Regions from separate parts of the Homo sapiens genome. Here region 1 is linked to region 2. The links are chromatin loops, found by intact Hi-C in ENCODE. Cell type or tissue: chondrocyte. All regions are shown on one strand. Links, peaks and the distances in the headings refer to the core of each region. The heading gives the core; the rest is flanking DNA. Region 1 has its middle 7.8 kb from the start of LINC00615. Region 2 overlaps POC1B-AS1 (POC1B antisense RNA 1).

Region 1 (8,341 bases), core at 125-8,124, 1.4 Mb after region 2:
TAGGGATTTATACCCTTTCATTAACTATTCACTGGATGAGGAACCCATGAAAGGGACATGATCTTGGCCAAGGTGGCTTTCTACAGCTAAGTCCATTCCTGAAAGTGCTGACAGCTGAACACTGTCTTTTTCTCTTTCATGAGAACAAGTCCTTCAGTGAGTCACAGTGTTCAGAATAATGTGCAAGGTACTCAACTGGAGATACAAAGATAAATAAGAAATGTTGGGCCCTTTGGGAGGAAGACATATATCATTTTGCCAAGTCATAGTGATGAATAAAGAAAACACACATTAAAAGTAATGGCAAAAACTGCAATTATGTTTGCACCAGCCTAATATAGTGAAGAATTGTAGATGGCCCAGAGATATTTGCTTCTCTAAATTTAATTTATTTCAAATTACTGGTCTCCTTTTAATTCATCTCTGACTTGAGGTTTTACTTATCATGTGAGCTCTTCTTTATCTCGATACACGATACATTTTACCATGGCACACTCTAGCAGTTAGTTATTCTACATCTCATACCACCGAAGCTGCATTGTAAAACTGGAATAAATAAAAGAAGCCAAATACATAAAATGTGGCTATATCCTAGTGCTCAGTGAAAAGAACTCTACAAAGCAAACATAATGTAATCATGGGTCAATAAGCATAAAATTAAATGGTGAACTGCAATAGTATTTTAGTATAAGGCTTCTCTGTGAATGAAGAATTGAACTTTATGCACTTGACCTCTAGGACAAAGGATATGGAGGACTCATGACCCATGTCTGGGTACCCTCTGTCTGTAATTTCTCTGTAGTGGACCACAAAGTGGTTTGAAATGCACAAGTGAAAAGTAAAGAGAATGCCTTAGAGATTATTAATCCTGGGTTTACACCCTACTCCTGCAAGAATGGCCATAAATAAAAAATAAAAAATAAAAATAAGAGATGTTGGCATGGATGCAGTGAAAAGGGAACACTTTTATATTGGTGGTGGGAATGTAAACTAGCATAAACAGTATGGTGGTTCCTTAAAGAACTTAAAGTAGATCTACCATTTGATCCAGCAATCCCACTACTGGGTATCTACCCAGAGGAAAAGAAGTCATTCTATGAAAAAGACATTTGCACACACATGTTTTTAGCAGAACAATTCGCAATTATGAAAATATGGAACTAGCCTAAATGCCCATCAACCCACAAGCGGATAAAGAAAATGTGATGTGCGTGTGTGTGTGTGTATGTGTGTGTGTGTGTATATATATACACACACACTATATATATATACACACAAACACTATATATATGTGTGTGTGTATACACACACACACACACACACACACACAAACACAAACACCATGGAATACTACTCAGCTATAAAATGGAATGAAATAATAGCATTTGCGCAACCTGACTGGAGTTGGACACCATTATTCTAAGTGAAGTAAATTAGGAATGGAAAACTAAACATCGTATGCTCTCACTTATAAGTGGGAGCTAAGCTATAAGGATGCAAAGACATAAGAATGATATAATGTACTCTGGGGACTTGGGGGGAAAGGTGGGAGGACGAGTGAGGGATAAAGGATGACATATTGGGTGCAGTATACACTGCTCAGTTAATGGATGCACCAAAATCTCGGAAATCACACCTGAAGAATGTATCCATGTAACCAAACACCACCTGTTCCCCAAAAACTATTGAAATATTAATAGTAATAATAACAGAAATCCTGGGTTTAGCTAATGTATTCAAAGTTAAGGATGTAGGGATGTGGTGTTAATCTTGAGCCTGCAGGAATCAGTGGCTAATTTCTTTTCCTGTGGAAAGAAGTGAAGTAAAATGTCTATAGTTCTTGGCAAGCTAATGAGAGACCTGCGAAGCAAGCATTAGATTGCTGATGGACTCCTCAGAGCAAACCAACCTTAAAGAGAAGACCATTGTAGGAGCCAGGAGCAGAGAACTCAGAAATTCCCAGCTAGGACATAACCAGTTCAAGAGATCCTCTTAGGAGAGGCCAATCTAATCCTCTAATTTCTGTGGTGTAAAGAAGTCATTCTAACTTCTGCAGAGAGGCCATTTGACAAAGGCCATCAGCAGAGTGTTGGGAAGGTGGTGCCATCACCAGCAATACAAGAAAGGTGTCTTCAAAATACTTCAATTCTAATTATTGAGGAAAAGCATTTGGCAGAATAAGAACATTGATAAATCTTCAAACACTGTAAGGAAAAAGAGGAAAGAGAAAACTTGTAGAGAATGTTCCAAGAAGGATTAAATAGTTCTTTAAAATATATTTTTTAAAACTTGAGGTTTTTTAAAAATCAAAATTGATTGAGAATGCATATGCTGCTACATAAAGATCTGTACATATTATAAGTGAAAAACTACAAATAGCTTATCATGGGGATCACTTGTTCTCTCCTCCCTCAGGTCCTGCCTGCTTTTCTCTGCACGTCAGCTTTCTCATTATTTTCTGCTCTGTCATAACTTCAGTTTTTCTATGGCTTCTTTAGGCCTTTTCTCTAAGTCATATCTTTTCACTTTAAACTCCCAATGTTAAGTAGAAGACATTTAATGTTTTTGTTATTACAAATGCAATCTCATAGAAGCAAGAATCTGACAGGCCTGAGTCATCTTTTCAAGTCAGTTCACAGAGGTCACTGTTGCCTGGTCAGCCCATAGTGAAGGAACCATTTGTTACATAATTACAGTTTAGGCAGCCAGGGCTGTCACAGACTCACTTACTTTCAGAAGTGAGTGTGGTCAGAGATGGTGTTTCAGCCCATATCTATGCAGCACACTGGCCAAAGTTTTATATGATGTTCTCAGAACCCTTTGATAGTATATATATGTAGATAGATAGATAGACACATATATATACTATCTATACAATATATATAGTCTATTATATATATAGCCTCTTTATATAGAATATATATTTATATAATATATAATATATAAATATATATAATATATATTTTATATGTATATACACACACACACACTCAGGCCATCCATACCTTTATTTATTCATACACTGGACATTGCAGGTAGAAAAATCCATTGACTATATCTTACAAATAAATTATTTCTCCAAATTGAGGAAGGTTTATACTGCATCTGCTCCGTACTCCCTACCATCCTCCACACCTTTTCTGAAACCCTTTCTAGAATAAGCCTCTGATTAAAGCAGCCTCAACGTCCCATGGCTATCCACATGGATACCAAGCAATTTTCTTTAGGAAGATTCAGGTCTCACTGCCCTCTAGTGGGAGTGGAACATGCAGCAGTTTTGCTGCTAATAATAGGGGTTGAAGTTTGGATAAATGGGATACACTTTATTGCTCACAAAGAACCACGTGAGAAAAAAGAAAGAAGAGGGCTTTCGTATGGAAGCATAAAAAGGCATTGTGTATAGAAAATCCACAACACTCTGGGAAGAAAGGAAGAACAAGGAGAAAAGCCCACACGCCAGGCAGGAGCCACAAGCTTAGAGAACAAACTCGAGTGAAGATGAAGTACAGCAGGTATCAGGCAATGAAGAGTTATCTGGATGCCCAGGAGCTGTGTGGGAGCAAAGTTCTCATTAGAGGACTGCCTTATCATCACGTGAATAGGGATGTCAAACTCAGCAGTCACTCATTTTCAGTATTTTCAGACTTCAAACCACCTGCATTCAGGTATGAGTCAGATATAATGTCAAATTCATGCCACCTTTGATTTTCCCTTGGGATACTTCCCTGCAGTATCACCTCAGGTCTACCAATACCTGGAACATAATTAAATGCTTCTCAAAAGCTGGCTTCATGAGCTGTAAGATCAACAGGGACCTCTAGACCATATATACATATATATTTAAGATGACCATACTGCCCAAAGCAATCTATAAATTCAATACAATTGTTATCAAAATACCAATTTTATTTATTACAGAACTAGAAAAAGCTATTTTTAAATTAACACGGAACCAAAAAAGAGCCCAAATAGCCAAAGCAATTCTTAGCAAAAAGAACAAAGCTGGAGACATCACATTATCTGAATTCAAATTATGCCACAAAGTTCTAGTAATCAAAACAACATAGTACTGATATAAAAATAGACACATAGATCAGTGGAACAGAATAGAGAACCCAGAAATAAAACCACGTATGTGTTACCCACTGATCTTTGACAGAGCTGACAAAAACATGCACTGAAGAATGGACACCCTATTCAATAAATGGTCCTGGGAAAATTGAATTGACATATGCAGAGGAATAAAACTGGGCCTTTCTCTCACACAACATATACAAAAATTAACCCAAGATGGATTAAAAAGTTAAATGTAAGACTAAAACCTGTCTAAGTACTAGAAGAAACTCTAGTTTCTATGAGAAACTCTTCTGCACATTGGTCTAGGTAAATAATTCACAACTAAGACCTCAAAAACACAAGCAACAAAAATAGACAAAAGTGACTTAATTAAACTAAAAAGCTTCTGCACAGCAAACAAAATAACAGAGGGAACAAACAACCTTCAGAAAGGGAGAAAATATTTGCAAACTATGCATTCAACAGAACACGAATATCCATAATTTATAAGGAAATCTACCCAATGACAACAAAAAACAACTCTGTTAAAAAGCAGGTAAAGAACATGAGCAGACATTCAAAAGAAAACATACAAAGATCCAACAAGCATATACAAAAAAATTCTCAACATTAGTAATCATCAGATAAATGCAAATTAAAACCATAAGGTGATATCACATTACAACAGCCAAAATGAAAAAAAAAAAAAAAAACATACACTGGCGAGGATGCAGAGAAGAAGAAAATTTACTTACTGTTGGTGAGAATGTAATTACTACAGCCTCCATGGAAAACAGTATGGAGATTTCACAAAGAACTAAAAATAGAACTATCATTGGATCCAGCAATCTTACTACTCAACATCTTCCAAAGGAAAAAAACAAGTCAGCATATGAAAAAGGTGTGTGTATGTTTATCATTTATTGTGGCACTATTCACAATAGCAAAGATATGTAATCAACAAATCTAAGTGTCCATCGACGGATTAGATAAAGAAAATGTGGCCTATGTACACAATAGAATACTACTCAGCCACAGGAAAGAATGAAATCATGTCTTTTGAGCAACATGGATGGAATCGGAGGCCATTATCTAAGTGAAACAACTCAGAAACAGATAAAGACTGCATGTTTCACCTATGACTGGGATCTAAATAATGTGTACACCAGAGTGTGGAATAATAGACATTGGAGACTTGGAAGATTGTGGGAGTGAGAGGGGAGTGGATGATGAGAAACTTCTTAATGGATACAATATACATTATCTGAGTGGCTGATACACTAAAAGCTCAGACTTCACCACTATTCAGTATATCCATGTAACAAAGCTGCATGTATACCCCTAAAATGTAGATAAATTTTTAAAAAAGTTTAAAGAGGTTTGTTTGGTTCACAGTCTGGGTGTAATGGCTATCTATATTTTTCTTAATAGAATATTGTGGGTTATACAAATGAAGGTTACTTATGTACTAGATGTTAAGCCTCAGTTGCTAGAGATGAAACATCACCCTACAATTTTGATCTTATTTTACTATTAATTATTTTCCAAAAAGCCTCTTAATTTCCTAAGTGGTTTTGAAACTCTAACCCAAGTGAATTGTGTGCAATATTGAAAATCAAACAAAACAGGAAAATTATATAAAATCGCAGCAGTTCTCAGGATAAAAGCTATTAATGAATCTAAATTGAGACCCTCCTCACTCATCCTAAGTCACTAACAACGACGATTTTATGATGGCATGTTCTGTAAAATTGTGGTGGTCTTCTTCTTTGGAATCTGACACTTAAAATATCATATGTGGATAACTGAGATCATAATGAATTTGTGCCAGTGTAAGACACAGCTCTTAAGCAGAGAAAATAAAAATATTTTTAAAAAACCTCCATGGACTCTTGAAGATCAAAGTTTGTGCTTGTATATAAAAGATAACATTAAACTGTTATCTCTAGAGAATATTTCTCTTGAGAATCTGAAGAAAATTTTGAAGAAGATACAAATATATGTTGGTGTGAAGACATGCGGAAAAGAGGATAAAAGAATCCATGCCCAGATGCCGTTTGGCTTCATGCTCTTTATTGCTCCACTCTTATCATCTCTCCTACTAGCTCCCATCACAGGATTATTTCTATTCTTATAGTGGATCTAATTCGCCCCCTACCTCCTGGACTGGTTTAGCTCCAAGATTGTGTTCCCAAAAAACTTTATTTGGCATCAAGACTATTCTTGCTTCTGAGCCTTATATTTTGTTCAGTCTGTGCTTAACAATGCAGTCACTTTCTCTGGATATCAGTAATGAAACTTCCTTTCCTTGGTCCCCATCCCATGTTGTCAAGTCCCCATGCTATGGCTTTTGAGATTCTCAAGTCCCTGAAGGTGGATCTATTTTACCCTCCAAACCCATTTCAATGAACTGATGGCCTAGAATACTTTTACTGTCTTGGAGCCTGAGCTGAAAGCTCTCAAGGCCTTTATGAACTGCACTGGAGTCATGATCCTTGTTTCCCACACTATGACCACCAGTTAGAATCTTGTAGTGAGACATGCATTCTAGTCCCACACTCCTTTATTTTATAAAGTACCATCAAAAGTCTCAGTGTTGACTGCATGTGCCAAATAATCCCATCTTTATAAAACAGATCTAAATATCAACTATAAAGATCCAAGGAGTCACGAAAATGAGAACTTCCGATGGTGCTTTCGAAGACATGGAATGGAATGTATGGAAAATTCACTGGGGAATGAAGAAGACATGAATAAAAGAGAACCAGGCAGTGGCAATGACCAGTTGAAAATAGAGGGCACAAATATCTCATTGTTTAGATCTTCATTATGTTTTATTTTCCCTAAGGATTAGTGTGTGGGCTTGTGTTGTGGACTGTATGTTTGTGTCTCTCCAAAATTCATATGTTGAAGCCGTGTATTAGTCTATTTTTATACTGCTATAAAGAACTGCCTGAGACTGGGTAATTTATGAAGGAAAGAGGTAATTAATTCACAGGTCAGCATGGCTTGAGAGGCCTCAGGAAACTTATGATCATGGTGGAAGGTGAAGGGGAAGCAAGGCAATTTCTTCACAAGGTGGCAGGAAGGAGAATTGCTGAGTGAAGGGGGAAGAGCCCATTATAAAACCATCAGATCTCATAATAACTCACTCACAATTATGAAAACATCATGGGGTAAACAGCCCCCATGATTCAATTACCTCCAACTGGTCTCTCGATTGACATGTGGAGATTATGGGGGTTACAATTCAAGATGAGATTTAGGTTGGGACACAAAACTTAACCATATCATTCTACCCCTGGCTCCTCCTAAATCTCATGTCCCTTTCATATTTCAAAACTAATCATACTTTGCCAGCAGTTCCTCAAAGTATTAATTCATTCCAGCATTAACCCAAAAGTCTAAATCCATAGTTTCATCTGAAAAACAGGCAAGCTTCTTCTGTCTATGAGCCCATAAAATCAAAAGCAAGTTAGTTACTTCCTAGATACAATGGGAGTTTAGGCAATGGGCAAATACACCTGTTCCAAATGGGATAAATTGGACAAAACAAAGGGATTACAGGCCCCATGCAAGTCCAAAATTTTAAAGTTCCAAAATGATCTCCTTGATTCCACGCCTCACATCCAGGACATGCTGATGCTAGAGATGGGTTCCCATGGTCTTGGGCAGCTCTGCTGCTATGACTTTGAAGGGTACAGCCCCCCTCCTGGCTTCTTTCATGGGCTGGCATTGAGTTTCTGCAGCTTTTCCAGGTGCATGGTACAAGCTGTCATTAAATCTACCACTCAGAGGTCTGGAGGATGGTGGCCTTTTTCTCACAGCTCCACTAGTCAGTGCTCCAGTGTGGACTCTGTGTGGAGGCTCCACTCCAATTGCACATTTCCCTTCCACATTGCCCTAGCAGAAGTTGTCCATGAGGACTCCACCCCTGCAGCAAACTTCTGCTTGACATCAAGGTGTTTCCACACATCCTCTGAAATCTAGGAGGAGATTCCCAAATTTCAATTCTTGACTTCTGGGTACCACAGTCCCAACACCACATGGAGGCCACCAAGACTTGGGGATTGCACCCTCTGAAGCAACATCTTGTGCTGTACCTTGGCCCCTCAGGACCAGAGTTGGAGCAGCTGGGACACACAGCACCAAATCCTGAGACCACATAAAGCAACAAAGCCCTGGGCCAGGTCCATGAAACCATTTTTCCTCTAGGCCTCTGGGCCTGTGATGGGAGAGGCTGCCATGAATACCTCTGACATGCCCTGAAGACATTTTCCCCATT
Region 2 (8,341 bases), core at 255-8,254:
AAGCCACGCCTATTAAGTCAAGGGTCCAGAATTCCAGCTCAGATCTGCTCCTCAGATAATTGCAAATGTGTACTCTTTATTCAAGTTGCGCTCAGCAAGAGGTTGTTACTCTTTATTCATCTATGTGACTAGTGATATTTTCTATGGAATATGATTTTGGTCTTCAGGCTATGTTTATATAATCATTCCATCAATGTTATTGAACATCTTACTATGGGCCAGGTAGTATGTTAGGTATTGTACTTATAAAAATAAGTAAAAATGACTACAAGGGTAAAAAGCTCACTTACCTTCTAAGCCCAAGTGGATAACAAAACTGGTTGAGGTAGGGTTGCCAGATACAATATAGGGTGCTTTAACTGAATTGCATGAGTTGCATTGGACCTACTTACACTAAAAAGTAAAAATAAAATAGTTGTTTATCTTTTCTGCACATTTAAACAGGCTTCTTGCATTCATATTTGCTAAATGCAGCAACCCTAACTAGCTGGGAACTGGGGAGAGCTAGAAAGTACATGCTTTATCTAAAGGGAGCAGCTACTACCTCCCCTCCCCAACCCCTCTCAGGAATCATTGCCACAAGGCATGCAACCCCAGTGAACTCATTGAAATTATCATGATATGCTGGAAATCCAGAACTCTAGCTAAAAGCTCCCTAATATTAAAAGTTGTAAACTGATTTGAAAAAAATTTAAAGACTATGTGGGCCAAAGGAAAAAAAAGAAAATAATGTCTGTGGATTTTGATGGTGTTTAAGCAACCTCCAAAATAAGACTTCTCTTTCTCACCCGAATGTGGAACCAGTTAAGCCACACAGGTTTCAGGCAGATTAAGGTCAAAATGTCAGCTTCGATACTGATGATGTAACCATAAAGGATTTGGCTTAAGTGTACAACCAAATAGGCTTGCTAGAAAGCTCCCGAATTGAACTAACCATCCTCCCCACAAATCAAGCCCTTCACCCCAGCAAGGCAGAGCTAACCCTCCAGTCAAGATAGTAAACTACAATATTCCCCTCCTTGCAGATAACACAAGTGTGAAGAGAGGGGAGAGCAGCAAAGGCTGAGCTGCGTGTGCCTGGTCCCTTCCAGACTTTCCAGATAACTTTGCCCCACGGAGGACAAGGAAAGCCAAAAGAGAGAAGCCAGGATTGTTAGTCTTGGAAAATGCCTCCATATAGAAACATGAGCCGGAGAATAAATCACTTGCCTCTCTAACCAGTTGGATTTGGTCCGTGAGTTCCTAGTTTTGTTCACCTGACTTAGTCCCTGACTTTTAAAGTCAAGTGCATCAACATGCTGCCAGTACTTTGATGAACATCTATACAGGATCCATCTCTACAGCAGTGAATTCCACCTGGGGTAAAGTATGCATGTAGGTTAGGATGCTACAGTGGGACTCTGTCTGCTTTTTCTGTCTGTTTCTGCTAAGGCCTCCACACATTAGATGGTCAGTACTCTTTGTTCTATGGGAAGGGCTAGAATACCTAAACAGGACTTTCACGGAGGGAGCAACAAACCAGTTTTGTGGCTCTCAGCAAACATCCATCTCAAAGGTGAGTTTGGAAATAATGGAGAGTATGTCAGTGTGTTTGTGTCTCAGGCCTACTTCCCACGCCTATGGGGGAAGGGTGGGACTTATCTCTCTCTTCCCTCAAGCCTGCTAAGAGGAGATTAGACTATATTTGAGATAAATACCTCCAGCACAGTGACAGCCATGCAGCTCATGCCTGTGAAATCAAAAGGCAAGAGGATGCGGCTGGCTGGCTGCTCTGAGGGCAGAGAGAAAAGACCAGACAGCTCTTGGAACAGACTGTTCTTCCAGTGACGATGGGGACAAAGATGCATGAGTGTATCTCCAGGACTGGATGTGAGCTGCATGGGAGAAAAAGAGTGCAGGCCTGCAGCCCGGGAAAACCCAAAAGGATGCCATAAACCCAACAGGAAGATGGGTTGTCAGGGCCCCAGGAGCTGAGAAAGGAATAAAAATGACAGAGAGAGAAAAGTACATTGTCCACATCATAAATAACACAGCTGAATGTGCCCAATGAGGTCCTCAGAGAACCCACAGAAGTGCCCATGGGAACAGTTCTCTCTGGGACTCAAACCCAGGGAGAGGTGCTTTTAAACATGCAAAGAGAGGGAACCATCATCATATTACATTGCAGTGTCCACATGAATAAGACCCTAACTTACCTCATATTTCTCCTCCTTCCTCTGCTTTAATCCAGGAGGAGCCAGAGACCTCTCAGTAAGTGAAGAAGAGGGGAAATAGGTAAAAAGCCACTATTCCCCATGTTAGATGAGGAAATAGGAACATTCTCCTCCTCTACCCAACACCCACTGTAGCTTTTAGTGGCTGGAGTCAGGAGAGAAAAGTTTTCATGTTAAATGAATTTCAGAGGTTTGACTATGACATAGAAATGGATATTTTAATTACTGAAATAAAACTGTTTTGTAATTAGAGGTGACTGGAAGACATTTTATCCTCAGCAGAAGAATAGATAAGGATAGGACCTTCCCTCCCCCTTGGACCCCACCAAGGTTTTATCCAGAGGCAGAGGAAGAAGTAACCCTTTATGTGAGTTTGAATGGGCAGAAGAAGAAAAGGATGAAGTTGTCTTCTAATTGCACTCTATGAATGTTGCTTTTTTGTTAACATAAATGTCACATATATTTTTAGCTGGTGTAACAAAAAAAAAAACATCTCAAGCCGGCTTGCATAATAACAGCTTTGGGCACAGTCTGATCAAGGCCCCGGTTCTGTTTGCTAGTGATCCTCCTGATTCTGCCCTCTCTCCATGCTAGTTTCTTCCTCAGATTGACATTCCTCTTGGTCACCAGATGCCTACAATCAGCGGGTGCAACTCTCTGCTCCCTGCTCACTTCTGAAGGGGAGAGCATGGATACCAACCACAGAACAAAGCCCTGCAGTCTCCCGCTGAGTAGAACACCCACGAAGAAGTGTTGGCCATTTCCCTATTGCCAGGGAAATATCATGTATTGGTTGGATTAGGCCTGTATTAATCCAGTTAATGGAACATAGTTAAACTATCCCAGACCCTCCATAGACACTAGAGAAAAGGTGAATCCAACCCAAATGTAAGACTGCTACTCAATAGGACAGAAAAGGCATGGATGTCAGTGAAATGGGAAAAAAAATGTGTGCCAAAGGAGATCAGGAAGGACTGAATAGAAGACATGGCCTTTGAATTGAAGCCTTTAATGAGGAAAGGGGATTGACATTGTATGAGGGCCAGGGTGGAGAGCGGGTTGTGAAGAGGATAGGGAAAATGCAAGGACACTGCGGATATAAGAATTAATGGGAGAATCATGGGCCACAAAGCAGCAGGATTATATTACAGAGATTGTAAGTAGTGTTTATTGAAGCACAGGGTACTGGGGAGGTGGAGGAAAGATGAAACTGTTAAGGAATTTAGACACAGCATGTAGTGGTTGGCAGGAAACAGATGACACTCTCAAACAGGGTAGTTGAGGAGAGCTAATAAAGGGACCATTTACCAAGGTGTAGTTAGGATTAAGAGAAAGCAAACTGGGATGGTGCTGTGCTATGGGCTAGCAACAGCAGGAAGTCATTTCTGTCCCTAGGTCTGAAGAGGGAAGCAGGGGAGCCAACACCAAGGAACCAGAGATCTTAGAGTCTGAAAGTCTGCATGATAGAAGCCATGGCCTTTAGTAGAGGGATCTTGCCTACTCTTAGCAGCCTGGCTTGGAGGGGCCTGGGGAAATAATACCCCAACCTCTCTCCTCTTCTTCAATATTGATGACTTCCATTGGTTAATATCAAACTGGAAGTTGGAGAGAAAGGGAGTCTATCTATACAAGTCAGCACCCTGTAGCCCAGAAGAGAGTAAAAAGGGGGTAAAAAGCAATTTCCGAGGGACAAACAGAAAACACCCAGCACAGAAGGAGGAACAAACATTTGGAGGAACAAACAGAAAATATCAGAAAACATTTTAATCCTGGGTCCTGGGACGTCATGGAAGGTTTTGAAGTTAGGAGCACCGCCATCCTCTAGGGGGAGCTCAAGCATTTCTCTCCACTCATCCCAAAGGCGGTGCATCAAAAGATCAGGGTGAAACTGACTTCAAGGAAAGAGCCCTCGGCTAGAGGAAGAAGCCTGGAGAAGTAAAGGGATTGCTCCTGGAATTGGAAATCTACCCTTTGCACTTCTATTTACTGCATTTGGATTGATTTGCAAGAATAACCATTAAAATAATCAAAGCTAAAAGTAAGTATGTACTGTGTGCCAAGTTCTTGACTCATTTGGCACAACTCTTCGGAGGTAAGCACCATTGAAATTCTCACCTTCTAGATTAAGAGGCTGATAGAACCTGGATTTGAGCCCATTGACAAAGGACCACTCTCTGCTCTGTTCTGTTCTCATGCTGCTGGTTTAGTCAGCTGAGTCAAAGGTTGCCTTTGCTTAGAAGGCCTAACAAAACCAGAGCAGGGTCCATGGAAAAGGAGACATGAAAAGGGACATATTTCCTGGTAAGATTTGTATTCATTTAACAATTTTAAGCACATATTTAATAACCAGGCACTCACTACCTGACAAGCTCTGAGCCAGGTGCAGGGTATCCGAGGGAACTAGGAGAGAGGCACTAAGTGCTGTACTAAGAACCTGAATGAGTGCATTTGAGTCCTGGGTCTGCTACATGTGTGACCTAGGAAAAGTCACTTAAATCATTTAACTGTCTCCTCATCTTTAACATATAGATGGTTAAAAAGTACACAGCACTTGGAATAATAAACGGGCAGATTGTTAATGTTGAAGGTGTGAGCTGCTGTTCTTACAACACAATGTCAGCCCTTGAAGCTCTTACAGTAGATGGAAAGATGGAGATGAGTAGGATCTAATTATTGGCCAAGTGCAAAGGAGCTAAAAAGGCCACCCACGCTGCTACTTACTTCAGCAATACCCAAGGAAACAAGGGCAAAAAAAGAGCTCTAGAGGCTCTTCTTGGTCTAGCCCTGCTTTTGAGTTTGGGGCCAAAGCTCTAATTCACTCTAATTCAGGGGTGTTAGCAAGGTTCTTGTCTGGCATTCTAGCTCTGAACAGTTGATACCAGCTTCCTGAACCATGTGTTAAGAGAGATCTCAGACTGCATGTAGAGAACGTATGCCTTGAGAGATAAGTGATGTCTGCCATTGATTGAGGGTGGAGAGGAGGAGCCAAGTGGTTCTAGAACAGTGTCCTTTTGCCTAGAATGTCCCTACAGCAGGAGCAGCTGGGCAAGACTCAGAAGTCCTGATTATAATCACAGATTAAGGTGACCAACTATCCCAGTTTGCCTAGGACTGTTCCAGTTTTAGAACTGAAATTCCTGCAACCCAGAAAACCTCTCAATCTTGGGCACATCCCAATCAGCTTTGCAGGCTTTCTCTATCTGACAATACCAAAAAAAAACAACAACTATGAGCTCTGACTAGAAGAGATTACTCTTTTTGTCTTGGCCAATTTCAGCCTGTGAAAATGCATCTTATTCTGGCCTGTATGTGCCAGCCATATGCCCTCAAATGTTCCCCCACTTCACAATAGCTGACCTCCATACCTCTCTCCTTTCTCAGCTATTTTTCCTGCTGTATCCACTGACGCCTTAGTAGGAAACAGATGGCACCATCAAAGGGTTTAGCTGAAGAGAATTTCATACAGGGATTATTTACAGAGGCGTGGGCAGGGTTAATGGAACCAACAAGAGCTGGGGAGACAGTCAGGGATTAGCTCTTACCACAGGAGGTCTGCAGGGACAAAGGGAGGGGATGCTGTTACCAGCCTGGTAAGAGCTGAAACTGTGCAGGAGAGGTCACTGGGCCTGGGAGCTGGAGCCTCTGTCTCATCTGCGGTGTGGCAGAGAGGAAAGAGGAGGAGGGCATAAAAATCCCTGGCCCGGCTCTCCTCCTGCCCTCTGGCCTCTTGCCAGTAGTTTCTTGCCAGAGTGCAAGGAAAAGCAAATGAAACAACAGGTCTAGTAGAGGGCAGCCTCCCAGGCCGCAGAGCGTGACAGGAAAAGGCAGAGAACAGATCTAAGAATAACCATCCCAGGCCACCCTATTGTCACTCAGCTTCCATTCTAACACTTTACTTAGCCAAAGAAACTCAGGTCCTCAACACAGGGAAAACATAGTCTCATCAGCTACTGTATCACTGAGTGATGATGTATTTCAGTCATATTACTTCCTGGACCCTAAACTGTAACTTTAGTCACCACCAGGATGCAAGGCAGCAAAGAAAGGTAAAAAAATAAATAACTATCATACTACAGCTCCACATCTAAGCATTTCTAATCTAATAATCCTGACTTCCTCCTCCCAGCACTCGTTCCATAATTCTTTACCCTCACCTAGCATCTTGACAGTTAAGGTGTCTTACTTGATGGGGTGAGCCAAACCTTCCTTGCCACAGGATCCGGGTGGTTCCATCTTTGTTGAGTTGCTGCCGTTTCTCATTGGCCATTACTACTGGACATGGGAGTGCAATGAATCCCATGGGCTCTAGATACAGTGTTGTTTCCATGTGATAGCAAAAATCCCAATTTCTCCTTGATAATCAAAATTAATCATACCAGTCCATACAAACAGCCAATGCTCTGCCTTTGATCAGTGTTGTGAACAACCTGAAATGTTGAAGGGGCATTCTCAGTGTTTCCTAGTAGAAATATATCTCCCCCTTGGGCACAAGAACCTCACGCCCATTAGATGCAATGTTTTAGGGACAAGAAGACAGTATTATTGAAGTGGGTTATTACTCATCCTGAGTTCCCAGAGCCATGTATTCAACACCATGTATCAACCACTGATCTGACCACTTATAGGACAGCACCCCAACTTCACAAGATGTTGTCTCCCAGCAGGCTCCATAAATGAGCCTTCGATAGGACATTTCATCATTCCATCAATCTAGCTGCTTCCAGGTAAGAACAATGAATTCTACGATGTGAGCGTAATACCACAGCTGTTTCACTGTAAATGAGTTCCTTGATCAGTGACAATGCTGTGTGTGACACCATGGGGATGAATAAGGCAGCCTATCAACCACATATGGTAGTGCTGGCGGAAGCAACATGCACAGGAAAGGGAAGTTACTCTCCAGTATATGTAATTATTCCCATGAAGACAAATTCCTGCCCCTTCCATAATGTAGTGGTCTGATATTATCAACCTGGGTGGCTGATACTTCCAAGAAATAGTGCCAAATAAGGGTTCAGTGTTGCCTTCCGTTTTAGAAATCTGGGCACTCAGCAGTGACAGTGGCAGATCAGCTGTGATGTGAGGAAGTCCATGTTTATTTATTTCATTGCCTCTGTTCCTATTCCCATGGCCACTTTGTACATGAGACATTTACCCAAGCACAAACATGGCCAGTGTCTTAGCATGCTCAACTGCTTTAACAAAACGCCGTAAACTGGGTTGTTTATAAACAGCAGAAATTTATTTCTCACAATTTTGGAGGCTGGGAAGTTCAAGATCAAGGTTCTAGCAGACTCTGCGTCTGGTGAGAGCCTATTTCCTGGTTCACAGAGGGCCACCTTCTGTGTCTTCATATGGTGGAAAGGGCTATGCAGCTCTCTGGGATTTCTTTTATAAGGGCACTAATCCCATTCATAAGGGCACTTAACTTCCCTGGGGACTTAACCTCCCAGTGGCCTCACTTCCTAATACCATTCACATTGGTGATTAGGTTTCCACATATGAGTTTTGAAGGGACACAAATATTTAGACCATAGCAGCCAGGGAAGGAGGCTCACTACAACCAAGGGATAGGTCATCTTGGCCACCTCCTCATTTAGCTTTCTGTGAGGTAGATGTCCTCTGGGGGAACATTTATATGCTATTCAAATAGCCTCAAAGACTAGCCATTTTTAGAGGTCCATTATATAACTTCCCTTTAGGTGATCTTGGCACCAACCTTCCAGGTCCCTGATAATTTGACCAACCCATTAGCCCCTGCCTGTGTATTTCAGGAAACCTCAGCTTATCCCTTCTTTCATGTCAGTGGCCAACCAGATGTACTTCCTGAAGTTCTGTCTATGGGAAGATTTTCCTATGGCTTGCAGAGCCACCCCAGACAGATAATTCTTAAACCAGACCAGGCCACTGTCACCCTCTTTTCTCATCAAAGGGTCATAGGGAATACCCGGGGAGACCAGAGGTACGGTTTGAGGGAAAGGCGGGAAGCAGTAAGAAGTCTGACTCATCAGCTTTTGCAGAGAAGAGAAGTGCTGAGAATAGATCTGAGGGTGTGAGGGGATAAAGAATAACAGCTCACCCACGTCTGTGCAGTTCTTTACCCTAAAGTTTAAGTGAAATGATTCTTC

Evidence for each region. A loop is a pair of places that touch in the nucleus more often than their neighbours do. Peaks named below come from ENCODE experiments on the same cell type or tissue, not always from the same donor. Only the 100,000 strongest peaks of a DNase experiment are listed, where the experiment ranks them.
Region 1: it touches region 2 in a loop (3-fold over the local background); 9 of 110 quality-filtered maps call a loop at or near these places.

Annotation. Positions count from the first base shown.
Region 1 is chr12:90,906,010-90,914,350 of GRCh38, forward strand. No RefSeq gene overlaps it. Among named protein-coding and RNA genes, the nearest start is that of LINC00615, 7.8 kb to the right of the region's middle. In chondrocyte, for the core only: CTCF peaks have their summits at 3,257 (motif pointing left) and 3,456; no DNase peak of the experiment used is centred there.
Region 2 is chr12:89,539,083-89,547,423 of GRCh38, forward strand. POC1B-AS1 (POC1B antisense RNA 1) reads left to right here. Exons shown (of 2, transcript NR_146294.1): 2 at 1,026-2,460. Among named protein-coding and RNA genes, the nearest start is that of POC1B-GALNT4, 17 kb to the left of the region's middle. RefSeq lists a silencer at 6,033-6,102. In chondrocyte, for the core only: CTCF peaks have their summits at 4,047 (motif pointing right) and 4,269; a DNase peak (open chromatin) is centred at 5,889.